2 separate regions of the Homo sapiens genome follow, and region 2 is linked to region 1. Evidence: read pairs that join two places in POLR2A ChIA-PET (ENCODE). Cell type or tissue: Caco-2. All regions are shown on one strand. Each heading gives the region's core, and the rest is flanking DNA. Links, peaks and the distances in the headings are about the cores only. Region 1 has its middle 6.6 kb from the start of SNX8. Region 2 overlaps MAD1L1 (mitotic arrest deficient 1 like 1).

The links. Peaks named below come from ENCODE experiments on the same cell type or tissue, not always from the same donor. Only the 100,000 strongest peaks of a DNase experiment are listed, where the experiment ranks them.
Region 2: POLR2A ChIA-PET joins it to region 1 with 7 read pairs; 2 of 35 experiments call an interaction of 5 or more read pairs at or near these places.

What each region holds. Positions count from the first base shown.
Region 1 is chr7:2,317,373-2,324,645 of GRCh38, reverse strand. It overlaps a transcript of SNX8 not described here. Among named protein-coding and RNA genes, the nearest start is that of SNX8, 6.6 kb to the right of the region's middle. In Caco-2, for the core only: no CTCF peak of the experiment used is centred there; a DNase peak (open chromatin) is centred at 3,345.
Region 2 is chr7:1,893,468-1,900,740 of GRCh38, reverse strand. It overlaps MAD1L1 (mitotic arrest deficient 1 like 1), which reads left to right. Exons shown (of 19, transcript NM_001013836.2): 18 at 2,351-2,541. Among named protein-coding and RNA genes, the nearest start is that of MIR4655, 53 kb to the right of the region's middle. RefSeq lists an enhancer at 1-103. In Caco-2, for the core only: no CTCF peak of the experiment used is centred there; no DNase peak of the experiment used is centred there.

The DNA.
Region 1 (7,273 bases), core at 1,456-6,455:
TTCCTAAATTTTTTTTATTCTTAGTTTATTTTTATTTTTATTTTTTTGAAAAATAGGTCAGTCACAGTGGCTCACTCTTGTAATCCTAGCACTTTAGGAGGCTGAGGTGGGCAGATTGCCTGAGCTCAGGAGTTCGAGACCACCCTGGGCAACATGGTGAAACCCTGTCTCTACTAAAATACAAAAAATTAGCCAGGCGTGGTGGCGCATGCCTGTAATCCCAGCTACTTGGGAGGCTGAGGCAGGAGAATTGTTTGAACCTGGGAGGTGGAGGTTGTAGTGAGCCAAGATCACACCACTGCACTCTAGCCTGGACGACACAGTGAAACTCTGTCTCAAAAAAAAAAAAAAAGAAAGAAAGAAAATAGAGATGGGGTGTCACTACGTTGCCCAGGCTGGTTTTGAATTCCTGGGCTCAAGTAACCCTCCTGCCTTGGCCTCTCAAAGTGCTATGATTACAGACGTGAGCCACTGCCCCCGGCCAGGATGAGATACATTCTTTTTTTATAAATTCTTTTTTTTTTGAGATGGAGTCTTGCCCTTGCCACCCCAGGCTGGAGTACAGTGGCGTGATCTCAGCTCACTGCAACCTCTGCCTCCCAGGTTCAAGCGATTATCCTGCCTCAGCCTCCCAAGTAGCTGGGACTAGAAGCATGCACCACCATGCCCAGCTTATTTTTGTATTTTTAGTAGAGACGGGGTTTTACCATGTTGGCTAGGCTGGTCTCGAACTCTTGATCTCAGGTGATCCACCTGAGGTTGCAGTGAGCCGAGATGGTGCCACTGCACTCAAGCCTGGGCAACAGAGCAAGAGTCGGTCTCAAAACAAAAACAAAAAACCAAGAAGACTCAGTTCCTAGTACGCATTCAATACGTGTTAGCGTGGTTAGTGTTTGGTGCTGTCCTGGCTTCTGGCGTGCCAGGCACGTGGTAGTACTGCACTTCTGGTCCTTCTGAGGTTGAGCGAGACCACATCACTGGTCCTGGCCAATGCGTTGTGAACAGCAATGAGTCTTACTTCTGGGCCATATCATTTAGCGGCTCCTGCAGCATCCTCCAGATCCTTTCTCTCTGTTAACATGGCAGAAATGCAGGATGGTGGCCGCTCTGTGATCCTGGGTCTCTGCATGCCGGTGACAGACATGAACCCCTTTGTGACTTTAAGCCTCTGGGATTTGAGATTGTTACTGCAGCATGATATAGCCTATCCTAAACAACTCATTAGCCATTATTAGTATTTCTAAGATACGCTAAACAATGCATTACCCATTATTAGTTTTTTTGTTTGTTTGGTTGTTTTTTTTTTTTTTTTTTTTGAGACAGACTCTCACTCTGTCGCCCTGGCTGGAGGGCAGTGGCACAATCTCAGCTCACTGCAACCTCCACCCCCAAAGTTCAAGCGATTTTCATGCCTCAGCTTCCCGAGCAGATGGGATTACAGGCACCTGCCATCATGTCCAGCTAATTTTTGTATTTTTAGTAGGAATGGGGTTTCACCGTATTGGCCGGGCTGGTCTAGAACTCCTGACCTCAGATGATCCACTGGCCTTGGCCTCCCAAAGTGCTGGGATTACAGGTGTAAGCCACCATGCCTGGCCCACACCATTTATTTATTTATTTATTTATTTAGAGACAGAGTCTTGTTCTGTTGCCCAGGCTGGAGTGCAGCAGCAAGATCTCGGCTTACTGCAACCTCTGCCTCCCAGGTTCAAGTAATTCTCTTGCTTCAGCTTCCCGAGTAGCTGGGATAACAGGTGCCCACCACCACGCCCGGATTTTTTTTTTATTTTTAGTAGAGACAGGGTTTCACCATGTTGCCCAGGCTGGTCTTGAACTCCTGGCCACAGGTGATCCACATACTTCAGCCTCCCAAAGTGCTGGGATTACAGGCGTGACCCATAGCACCTGGCCTACAGCATTTATTTTATTTTATTCTATTTTATTTTACTTTTGAGATGGAGTCTCAATCTGTCACCCAGGCTGGAGTGCAGTGGCGCGATTATGGCTCACTGCAACATCCACCTCCTGGGTTCAAGCGATTCTCCTGCCTCAGCCTCCCGAGTAGCTGGGATTACAGGCGTGCGCCACCACACCAAGTTAATTTTGTATTTTTAGTAGAGATGGGGTTTCATCATGTTAGCCAGGCTGATCTCGAACCCCTGACCTCAGGTGATCCACCCGCCTTGGCCTCCCAAAGTGCTGGGATTACAGGTGTGAGCCACGGCGCCCAGCCAGCATTTATTTTTAAGTGATGGGGTCTTGCTCTGTGGCCCAGGCTGGAATACGGTGGCACAATCATAGCTCACTGTAGCTTCCACCTCCTGGACTGAAGCACTTCTCCTGCCTTGGCCTCCCAAAGCACTGCAATTATAGGCGTGAGCCACCACACCAGCATTTTAGTAACTGTTTCTGAAAGGTCCTTAGCAGGTCCTTTCTGCACGTCCTCCTGTGTAGTTAAATTCTGACTCCGATGCTCTGCATGCTAAGTTCTGTCCATTTGCCCAGCTAGTTCCCATTTTCCTAAATGAAAAGCACTACATGTGAATCAAAAAAACAGATTAACCATCGTGATATAACTGGGTTCTTGCTACTAAGCAAAATGTTTTAGAATTGAGAAATTCGAGGCCGGGCGCAGTGGCTCACGCCTATAATCCCAGCACTTTGGGAGGCTTAGGCGGCAGATCACCTGAGGCCAGGAGTTCGAGACCAGTTTGGCCAATATGGTGAAAGCTTGTCTCTACTAAAAATACGAAAATTAGCTGGACATGGTGGCGGGCGCCTGTAATCCCAGCTACTCGGGAGGCTGAGGCAGGAGAATTGATTGAACCTGGGAGGCAGAGGTTGCAGTGAGCCGAGATCCGAGATCGCAACATTGCACTCCAGCCTGGGTGACAAGCGTGAGACTCTGTCTCAAAAAAAAAAAAAAAAAAAAGGCCGGGCGCGGTGGCTCACAGCTGTAATCCCAGCACTTTGGGAGGCCGAGGAGGGCGGATCACAAGGTAAGGAGATCGAGACCACAGTGAAACCTTGTCTCTGCTAAAAACACAAAAAATTAGCCAGGCGTAGTGGCGGGCGCCTGTTATTCCAGCTACTTGGGAGGCTGAGGCAGGAGAATGGCATGAACCTGGGAGGAGGAGCTTGCAGTGAGCTGAGATCACGCCACTGCACTCCAGCCTGGGTGACAGAGGGAGACTCCGTCTCAAAAAAAAAAAAAAAAAGAAATTCCATTTTCTTTTTACAGTTCCCTGAATACGCAGGAATAGTATTCTGTGGGGAGGATCTGCTGAAGGCAGACGTGTCGGTGCACATTCCCAAGGCACTCTCCAAACACTAGAGGGATCCAGCAGCGGAGCTGACGATGTATGAAGACTGCCTTTTCTCTCCTGTCGGCATTCTGGATTAGAGCTGATTATTCCCCCCACCGTTTCCTGCCACAGCCCTCACGTTCCCACCTGTAGCCCTGGCTTTATTCTGCGTGTGTGAGAATTCTGCTGTGTTCTTCTCCACCTGCTTCCATCAGGAGGCTTTGCAGGACAGAGACCTTGTCTGGCTGTCCCTGCAGTGCCTCCCACCGGCTACACACATTTCGTTTTTGTTTTTATTTTTATTTTACTTATTTATTTATTGTGAGACAGAGTTTCACTGTCACCCAGACTGGAGTGCAGTGGCGCGATCTTGGCTCACTGCAACCTCCACCTGCCGGGTTCAAGCTATTCTCTTGCCTCAGCCTCCCAAGTAGTTGGGATTACAGGCACCCACCACCAGGCCCGGCTAATTTTTGTATTTTTAGTAGAGACAGGGTTTCACATGTTGGCCAGGCTGGTCTCAAACTCCTGACCTCAGGTGATCCGCCCGCCTCGGCCTCCCAAATTGCTGGGATTACAGGCGTGAGCCACCGCGCCTGGCCTTGTTTATATTTTCGGAGCCAGAGCCTCACTCTGTCATCCAGACTGGAGTGGAGCAGGGCAATCATGGCTCACTGCAGCCTCGACCTCCCAGGCTCAAGCGATCCTCCTACCTCAGCCTTTCGTGTAGCTGGGACTACAGGAACACACCACCACCAGGCTAATTTTTTTGTTTGTATTTTTTGTAGAGTCAGGGTCTTGCTGTGTTGCCAGGCTGGTCTTGAACTCCTGGGCTCAAGTCATCCTCCTGCCTTGGCCTCCCAAACTGCTGAGATTGCAGGTGTGAGCTGCTGTGCCCAGCTGCTAGCCATACAAATTTTGATAAACAGTAAATACTCTGGAAATGTTCACAGGAAGAAGACAAACTTTTCAACTTAGAGCAGGGGTCTTCCAACTGGGCTGCACATTTGAATTATCTGAGGAACTTTAAAAAAAATCCTCCCCCACAACCTCCGCCTCCCAGGTTCAAGCAAATCTCCTGCCTCAGCCTCCAAAGTAGCTGGGATTACAGGCATATGACACCATGCCCGGCTAATTTTGTATTTTTAGTAGAGAGGGGGTTTCTTCATGTTGGTCAGGCTGGTCTCAAACTCCCGATCTCAGGTGATCCGCCTGCCTCAGGCTCCCAAAGTGCTGGGATTACAGGCGTGAGCCATGTGCCTGGCCTCACATGTAAAATGTAAAAATACAATAAAGGTATTATTGTACTTTTATACTTGTATAACGATTTACGGTTTTTTGTTTGTTTGTTTGTTTGTTTTGAGATGTAGTCTCCTTCTGTTGCCCAGGCTGGAGTGCAGTGGCATGATCTCGGCTCACTGCAACCTCTGCCTCCTGGGTTCAAGCAATTCTCTTGCCTCAGCCTCCTGAGTAGCTGGGACTACAGGCGCCCGCCACCACACCCAGCTAATTTTTTTTTTTTTTTTGAGACGGAGTCTCGCTCTGTCGCCCAGGCTGGAGTGCAGTGGTGCAGTCTCAGCTCACTGCAAGCTCCGGCTCCCAGGTTCGCACCATTCTCCTGCCTTAGCCTCCCGAGGAGCTGGGACTACAGGCGCCCGCCACCACACCCAGCTAATTTTTGGTATTTTTAGTAGAGACGGGGTTTCACCGTGTTAGCCAGGATGGTCTCGATCTCCTGACCTTGTGATCTGCCCACCTCAGCCTCCCAAGGTGCTGGGATTACAGGCGTGAGCCACCGCGCCTGGCCCACACCTAGCTAATTTTTGTATTTTTAGTAGAGATGGGGTTTTACCATGTTGGCCATGGTTGGCCAAGCTTGTCTTGAACTTCTGACCTCAGGTGATGCGCCCACCTCTGCCTCCCAAAGTGCTGGGATTACAGGCGTGAGCCACCATGCCTGGCCACAATTTACAGTTTTTTATTTTATTTTATTTTTTTTGAGGCAGGGTCTTACTCTGTCACCCAGGCTGGAGTGCAGTGGTGTGATCTCAGCTCACTGCAACCTCTGCCTCCCCGGGTCAAGTGGTTCTCCCACGTCAGCTTCTTCCCCAGTAGCTGGGATTACAGGCATGTGCCACAACACCCGGCTAAGTTTTGTACTTTTATTGGAGACGGAGTTTCCCTGTGTTGACCAGGCTGGTCTTGAACTTCTGAACTCAGGTGATCTGCTGGTCTCGGCCTCCCAAAGTGCTGGGGTTACAGGCGTGAGCCACCGTATCCGGCCAATTTACAGTTTTTTAGTGCAACAATTTTATTTTTATTTTTTATTTTTAGACAAAGAGGCTCGCTCTATCACCCAGGCTGGAGTGCAGTGATGCGATCACAGCTCACCACAGCCTTGACATCCTGGGCTCAAGCAATCCTCTTGCCTTGGCCTTCAGGGTAGCTGGGACTATAGGTGTGTGCCATTGTGCCTGGCTTTTTTTTTTTTTTTAGAGATGGGGTCTCACTATGTTGCCCAGGTTGGTCTAGAATTCCTGGGCTCAAGTGATCCTCCTGCCTCGACCTCCCAAAGTGTTGGAATTACAGGCATGTGCCACTGTGCCCAGCTGAGTACAATTAATTTTAAATTTTTTTTTTTTTTTGAGACAAAGTCTCCCTGTTTTCGCCCAAGCTGGAGTACAATGGCGCAATCTCAGGTCACTGCAACATCTGCCTCCCAGGTTCAAGCAATCTCCTGCCTCAGCCTCCCGAGTAGCTGGGATTACAGGCGCCTGCCACCATGCCCAGCTAATTTTTTTTTTCTTTTTTTTTTTTGAGACAGAGTTTCGCTCTTTTGCCGAGGCTGGAGTGCAGTGGCATGATCTTGGCTCACTGCAAGCTCTGCCTCCCGGGTTCACACCATTCTCCTGCCTCAGCCTCCCGAGTAGCTGGGATTACAGGCGCCCGGTAGAGACTGTAGTGGTTTCCTCATGTTGGCCAGGCTGGTCTCGAACTCCTGACCTCAGGTGATCTGCCTGCCTCAGCCTCCCAAAGTGCTGGGATTACAGGTGTGAGCAACTGTGCCTGGCTACAAATTTAATAAGTAAATATTTTATAATCTAGTTTGAGACCAAAAATACGTAGGAAACAGCTGGGCATGGTGGCCTGTGCCTTAGTCCCAGCTACTTGGGAGGCTGAGGTGGGAGGACTGATTGAGGCCAGGAGTTTGAGGCTATAGTGAGCTATGATTGGGCAGCTACAGTCCAGCCTGGGCAACACAGCAAGACCCTGCCTCTAATAAAAATATGATCAGGAAGTGGGCAGAGTATATATGTGTGCGTGGCACAGGGAAAGTGCTGAGTACATTATTTGGCAGCAACAGCAGCTGGAAGGAAGTGAGGGTGGAGGAAGGAAGCAGCTATCAGATATGGGGGGAGGTCACAGGATCCTGCCATGTCCCACTGTGCCTAGGGAAAGTTGTTATATGTCCATCAGCAGAAGGACATCTCGATCTCGGCTCACTGCAACCTTGGCCTCCCAGGTTATGGTGGAGAGAGCATCAATGGTGTGCCTGCTTGCATGGAGGTCCTGGTGTGCGGGGACCCTATGGCGTCCTAGGTGCAGTCATCTGTTACCGAGGCAGGGTCCAGCAGCTATAGCCAGAGGAAGTAACTACCTTGTGAGAAGGGGACGCTTCCTAGGAACTGACATGGTTCTGGGCTCTTGGTTCTGTAATCAACTCCCCGGACATTGTGTGACATCAGCGTTAGAAGGTCCAGGATGGCCGGGCACGGTGGCTCACACCTGTAATCCCAGCACTTTGGAAGGCCAAGGTGGGCGGATCACTTGAGGTCAGGAGTTCGAGACCAGCCTGGCCAACATGGTGAAAACCCATCTCTACAAAAATACAAAAATTAGCTGGGTGTGGTGGCACACGCCTGTAATACCAGCTACACGGGAGGCTGAGACAGGAGAATCGCTTGACC
Region 2 (7,273 bases), core at 1,091-6,090, 420 kb after region 1:
CCCTTTGGACGCCTGAGATCTATCAAAGGCAGCACGGGCCATGTTAGGGTGAAATATGGCCTCTGAAATGTGGTCTCTGCGTTCTTCCTTGTGCACGTGGCAATTCCTGCTACCGATAGCCCCATCTTCGGGAGGATCAGCCGAGGGACGCAGGGAAGAGTCTTGGGGTCAGAGCTGCCAATTAGCCTTCAGATTTCACAGCCTGATTGCTCGATTCATCAAGGGCCCCAGCCTCGTCCTGCTGGAGGGGCTGGGCCGTGGAATAACAGTGTCCCCCAGGGCCGTCTTTGCCAGCAACGGAGGGAGGAGGCCAGGTTGGGGCGAGGGCTGAATCAGTGCCAATGCTGCCATCCCACAGGTGGATGGGCGCCAGGGCCCCTCTGCTGACAGGCCTGCGGTTGTACAGGCCCCATATCCTCCCAGCCCCTGACATCTGGATGCTGCTAACGTGGTCCCTGCACCGCTGCTCCTTCCAGAACCCATGGCAGGCAGCGCCCTTGCTTTTGCAGCTAAGCAGCGAGTCTCTGTGAGCCTGGGTGTCATTGTGTGTGGATTGGGGATCGGATCGTGTTCATAGCTGTCATAGCCAGGCAGTGAGTGAGCTTGCACTCGGAACGGGCTGCTCGACTGAGCTCACGCCATCGGGGGTGCCCAGCGGCCCTGCGCTCTCGGCGGTGGCCTCCGGCACGTGATCTGGCCTAACACCTCTGAAGGCAGCTGCCTGCCTGTGTCCGTGTTGCAGGCAGAAGTCCTGGGAGATGGGGTGAAGGGGTAGGTTCAGAGTCACAGGTCAGGGAGGCAGAGCCGAGCTGAAACCGCGGCCCCTCCCGCGTCCTCCATCTTCCTCTGCAGACTTGAGGGCTTCTGGTTTGCACCTGGCTCCCCTGTCCCTGCTCACCTCCAGGAAGCAACCTGGACTGCATCGTCCACCTTAAACTGGCCCATCAGAGCCTCTTCGGGCCGCTGTGCACAAACTCCCCGGCAGCCCCTCTCTCACTCACTGTGACCTGGCCAGCAGGCACTCACACTGCACCTTTCCTCACACTCCCCTAGAGTGGACTGTGGGGGACCCCACACCCTTTCTGGGGCCTTCAGACTCATCTCTAACTCAGGACCAGCCTCCCCCCGGGCGCTGCCTGGAGTTGGAACCCTTGTTCTCTCCAACCATATGGCCATGGTTGACTTTAACATCCTCTTTCTCAGCCTAGCCAGGGAGCTGACCATCCCGTGCCTGGTTGTGGGCGCCTACAGCAGTCCTGTGATTCAGTCCCTCGTCATAGTGGAGGGAGGCTAGCAGCTGGCCCAGCTCCCGTGGCCTGCAGGATAGGGTCCAGCAGGCTCCCGTCCCCGCCTGGAGCAGTCCCAGGCCCCTGGAGGGCTCCCCATTGCCAGCTCCAGACAGCACTGCTGGGAAGCACCCGGCCTAGGGGACGGCTCTGTGTGCGTCTAAGTGGAGCCAGTCCTGATAATTAACGCGGGGATAAATCGAGGTTTAACTACTTGGAAGGCCTCTCGGGTGAGAAATTCATGATAATCGCTGTTATCCTCCTGATGGCTCTGCAGAGCAGTTCCTCCCCAAGCAGCCGTAAACTCTGACGGGCAGGGTGTGGGGCTGTACCCTGAATAGTCACTTAGAGCCATGTCAGGGGCAGTGGGCCTGGGGGTGCCGGCTGTCGTCTCACGATGGCCTGACCTCAGAGGTGGCTGGCAGGTAAAGCCCCGGGGCAGTAGGATCCGGAACGTCCCGGTGGCCTCCTGCCTGCCTCCCTGTTTGTCGGTGCTGGCTCCTGTGGGGTAGGCGTCCAGCCTCAGAAAGGACCCAGGCGGCAACCTGGGAATGGATGGTCAGGATCACTGGGTGGCGTGGCAGCCCAGGCCTTCGCTTTGGGACCCACATCCTCAGCACCGGCTCCTCACGCGGTTCTCGCCTAAATCCCCGGAGTGTTGGGGCAAGCGAACCCCGAGTCACGCCTGACCCTGTGGCTTCCTGACCCTGTGGCTTCCTGGCAGTGACTGTGCTGGCTCCAGGGGTTGTCATTCTGCAGGCCGAGGGCTGATCCCTGTGGAGGGGCCCTGGCTGCTTGTAGTCTGGCTCTCAGAGTTACCGTTCTTAATGCAGTAACTTTATTATTGCCACCACCAGAGGGTCAGCCGTTATCAGCTCACCCCTCACTCCCGTTCCCTCATGCATGCCGATGGAGGCTGGCTGGTGTGACACGGGGGCTTGCTGTGTCCCTGGGCAGCCGCCACTCCCACCTGTACTCGGCTTCCTCCCTGCCCTGGCCGCTCCCGGGTCCCCACCCCTCCGGCCTGGTGCCGCACTCACTGTCTCCTTCCGTCCCTCCCGCAGAGCTGAAGAAGCAGGTGGAGAGTGCCGAGCTGAAGAACCAGCGGCTCAAGGAGGTTTTCCAGACCAAGATCCAGGAGTTCCGCAAGGCCTGCTACACGCTCACCGGCTACCAGATCGACATCACCACGGAGAACCAGTACCGGCTGACCTCGCTGTACGCCGAGCACCCAGGCGACTGCCTCATCTTCAAGGTGGGTCCTGCGTGTGACGGCTCTCCGGCTGTCTCGCTCTCTGTCTCCTCCTGTGGGGAGATCCGACCGTAGCCCTCAGCAAAGGAGCAGCCTCGCGTCCAAAGGGGATGGTGTGGAGGGCTGGGCGGGAAGGAGGTGCACTGGCCCGTCCTCGTCACCCCCTGAGGCTTCTCAGCCTTGGGCCAACCCTATGTGGCTTTGCAGCCCTGGACCTCCTGGGTGCAGAAGACCCTAGGCTGTCCCCCTGACTTTCTCAGCCTCTGTCTGTCGCAACTTGGGCTTCGTTCCATGAGGGCTGCGGCCGTAGGCGTGTGTGTCAGTGTGTCCAGAGGCAGTGGTGCCTGGGGAGGACTGAAGTCCGTGTGGGGCCGGGGCAGGGGACGCCTTCCAAGATGCCAGGCTGCGCAGTGGGACAGCGCAGTCCCAGAAGCCAGCACAGGGCAAGGTAGACAGACTAGAAGAGGAAAGGAGAGCCAGCCGCATCTCTACACTCGCGTCCTGCGAGCCAGCAGGCGCTCTTCTGGTTTGCTGGTGAAGCCAGACTGGGTCCACCGTTGTGGACATGAAGAGTCCTCGGGCGAGCGGGGTCCAACAGCAGAAATTGGGGTGTTATGTGTTGACCCTCAGGGTGGAGGTGGCCCCACTTGGACCTCCAGCAGCTGGAGACCCAGGGCAACAGGGGCTTGTTCATCACTGCCCCGGTGAGCTAACCTCCGGTTTGTGAGGATGGTGCCGTCGGCCTGGTGTGGCATTGTGGCCCCGGCATGACCTCGTGGCCCCGTCTTGGCATGTGGCTGCTTCAGGAAGGGTGGAGGGGGCGGTGGCTGTGGGAGATGAGGACAGGCAGAGACGGGCCCCACCTGGGACTGCTGTGGTCTGGAACGGGCGTCTAAACTGCCTGCAGTCTGCAGCCTCTGCGTGTCTTTATGGAACCGAGAACCAACTTTGATTTGTATAAAAGCTGTACCCAGTGCGGCCTACGCATGTCCGTCAGCGTCTCACAGCGGTGAGCCGCTGCCTGTCTGATTCAGCCTTAGCCCGGCTCTTCCTCCTCCTTCTGCACAACCCGCCCGTCTTCACAGCCTGCGCTGCACGGGGGCACCGTGCCGGGCTTGCTCTGCGTTCCTTGTGGATTTCCTGCTTCTCAGATCACAGTCATCCATTTCTACACTCTTGAAACTCTCAAACCTTTGAATAATAAAAACACACCAAGTCTTTAAGCTATCAGAAATGTACTTCTTCGCTTTTGTATAATTCTGTATACTTTGAATAATTCACAGAGGTGTTTAATGCATTATACGAATTCCATAGGTTTCTAAAATGATTAGGTATTAATAAAGGTGTACCATGAACAGTTATCACTTAACATATCACTCGTTACATCAACATTTACAAATTAAGAGGCAGCGTTTTCCCCGGATCCCTGCGTGTGCTGTAGTTGAAGCGAATCTTAGGAAGACTAACTGCAGCGGAACCTTGGGGCACCCTCCACAGTGTTTTCTGTTGAGAGTGTCGAAAATCCAAAAGAGGGAAGCAAGCCACTCGTCATCTTCCCGCGAAAGGTGGCCGCTGTCCTGCTTCGCCGTGTTTCCTTTCGGTGTTTCATACGTAGGCACATGCCTAGGCATGTTCATTTACACCTGGGAACTCGGGATCCTGGGGTTCCATTGTGTGTGCTCCTGTGTCACTTTTTAAAAACACCGTCAGCAAGTAGCATCTTGACCACTGTAAGCCCTGCATGGGCTTCTGAAGCGCAGCCCTGCCCAATGTCCTCAGGTTTGCTGGACACCAGGTCCATCCCCGTCATACCCTCGAGCATGGGCCCTGCCGCTCTTCCTGCTCGAGCCAGCATCTCAGCTCCCCCGGCCCTCATCCGCCCGCCCAGGATCCCAGCCATGGCAGGATGTTGAGACCAGAAGGCTTGGGCTGGCCTCAGCTTGCCAGTGGCCGGACTTTCAGCCCCCATGGCCTGGGCAGGAACCCCTGCCCTCCTTTCCGCCTTGGAGCCCTCTCAGCCCCCAGGCTCCTGAGGTCAGGGAGAGGCAGGAAGGGGGCCCCAGGAGGAGGAGGCAGGCGGACAGAGAGCCCAGGAGCTGGCCAGCTCCCCAGCCCTGCTCGCCCCAGGCCTAAAGGACACACAGCGTACGGGAGGCCGGGCTCGCCCTGAGGAGCCGTGGTTCCTGCAGGGGTCTGGCCTGGGCCCCGCAGCTCTTGCCAGGCATCCTGCCCGCCTTCCTAGACTCTTGTGATCTGGAGCCTTGGCGCCTCCCCAGGCCGCCCCCTCACTGCCCATCCTCCAGCCCTTGCTGTCCCTTCTTTCCAGTGGCAGGCCTGGCCTGACCTGACCTTCTGGACCACGGCCTGTCCTGGCCCAAGGCCCGTGTGAATGTGACTTTGCAGGTCCTGAGGGCTGGATGTGCTGGGTCAGAAGCCATGGAGCTGAGGCAGCCGCCTCCGGAAGGACAGACGGTCCACTGGCCCAGTGCTCCACCAGCAAGGCCTGGTGCCCGCAGAGGCCCCGCTCCCCACCCTTCCGGCCACCCACCATGCCTGCTCTGGGCCGTGTTCCGGGGGCTGGCTCAGGTGGACAGTGTCAGGGAACGAGGTTGCTTTTAGCTTACCCACTTTCCCCATGTGTGACATGCACTGTGTTTTCATGCTTGAAGCTCACAGGATCAGGGAGATTAAGTAAAGTATGGAAGGGCTTTACAAGTTGATGTTTGCAGGCGGGGCTGAGAGCTGCGGGGTGGGCCTGGCATGGGGAGCTCTGGGCAACCCAGGCAGGGGGCTGACTCTAGGTGAGCTTGTGGGCTGGTGCCCAAGTGCAGCTGTTGCCAGGGGGGTGCTGGCTGGGCCTCTGCCTCATCTGTAAAGCAGGTACAGTTACGTCTGACCCACAGGAGTAAGTGGGGCCATGTTCCTGGCACATCCATCATGGTTGCCAAGACCCCACCTTGGTCCATCGGTTTCATTTCTGAGCAGTGAAGTCCCCGCAGGAAGAAGCTGCCAACTTGTGTCTGCGGTTTTCCCTGGAACCCCAGCATCAAGGCCCACCTGCTCCATCCTCTTCACCTGGGCCCAGCTCGCTTGTAGACACCTTCTCCAGGAAGCCCTCCTGGGTTCCCCAGATGTGGGACCCTTCTTCCGCTGGCTTCCCTCCTAGGACACGTGCCACCTTGTGTTTTTCCTGACAGGCGAGTCTGCCGGAGGTTTTATCCTGTTGGGTTCGTTGTCCCTTGAGGGTCCCCAGGGGGCCTAAGTGTGCCCCTCCTGTGTTTCTCCCCCACTGCTGGGTGCCTGGTTCTTAAAGATGCTTCTTGCTCCATTTCTCCCTAGGCTTCTTTTCACAGCCTCTTTCCCCCAGCCTCACCCAACCCCCACCCTCTACTCCTGCTCTTCCTCCTCCCTCTCCCACTCCTCCTCCAGACTCTGTCCTGCCCAGCTGATGTGCCCTGCTAGCAGCTGTGCCTAGCACCCCGCTCGCCCCCTCCCCTCTTTGGAGGGCTGGGGCCTCCCAGACCTTCCTGCGCCCCATCTGGTTGATGTGGAGGGATCGCCTGCTGGATATGGGCCTTTAGAGCATGTTCATGAGGGCTGACACTGGGCATGCAGCCTCACCTCCCCAAGTTTCAGTCTCCTCACCTGTGGAGTAGAAGTAACTGTGGCTCACTTCGGAGGCTGCAAGAGGCAAGTCTCATAAGTGCCACCTGTGGAGCTGGGGAGGGGTCATGTTGCACCGGGATCCCTGTTGGCTGGTTCAGCTCCAGCCCACGGTGCACCCGTGCTTCTCCCAGAGCTGTGACTAGCTCTGCCGGCCCTGTGTGTCCTGGTCCCTGCAGACCTTCTGGAGGGCCTGCAACATTTAGGGAGCTTTCAAAGGCTCCCTGTAAGCCGACTCTTCCCAAGTCCTCCTCCGAGCTGCCCTTCACTGGGTGAGGCCGTTGGCCTCCTGAGAAATCCTCCCCCTTGGGTTCCAAGAAGACAGCGCTAGAGCTGCCAAGTCTTCTGGCAGGAGCTCTGACCAGGAGATCAGCATCAGTCCTGCCCCATCCACCTGTCATTCCTGCCTCCTTTGTATCCAGGACACCAAGCTTGGTGACAGGAGAGGCACTTGTACTGTTCGCAGCAGCTCCACGCCCCCAGCTCAGGGCCTGGCTTATGGAGAGGGCAGTCTAGGGCTCTGCCAGACAGACAGAAAAACAGGTTTCAGTGGAGCAAAAGGGAAGAGACAAACAGTGAACAGACAACAGCCAACCTGTAGGGCCAGGGCTCATGTTGGCACCTCTGCCTGCAGATGGTCACTGACTCCTTGGGGCCATGCAGCGGTGGCCCTGGTCTCCACTGTCCAGAGGAGAGATAAGAGACACTGTGGAGTCACCTTGTCCCGGGCAGCTCCTGACCCTGGTGTGCAGCCTTGGCCAGGCCACTGCACTCCTGTGAGACTCAGTTTCCCCATCTGTCATGAGGAATGTGGTCTGGGTGCTCCCTGGGGGCCCTGACCCTGGCCTCCTGGCTTCAGAAAGGCATCCTCAGGGGGCTGAGCATCACTAGGTGTGCCCAGGAGGGTCTTCCCTGAGCTACCCTCCTGAGATAGGGCCACGGAGGGCAGAGGCCAGTGTGGGAGGGCAGGGAGAGCAGGGAGACAGGCCCCCTGCCCCACCCACTCCACCTGGGGGCTGGCATACGTGGCTCCCGTGCTCCTGAAAGATCTCGCCAAACCCCAGCCTCCTGG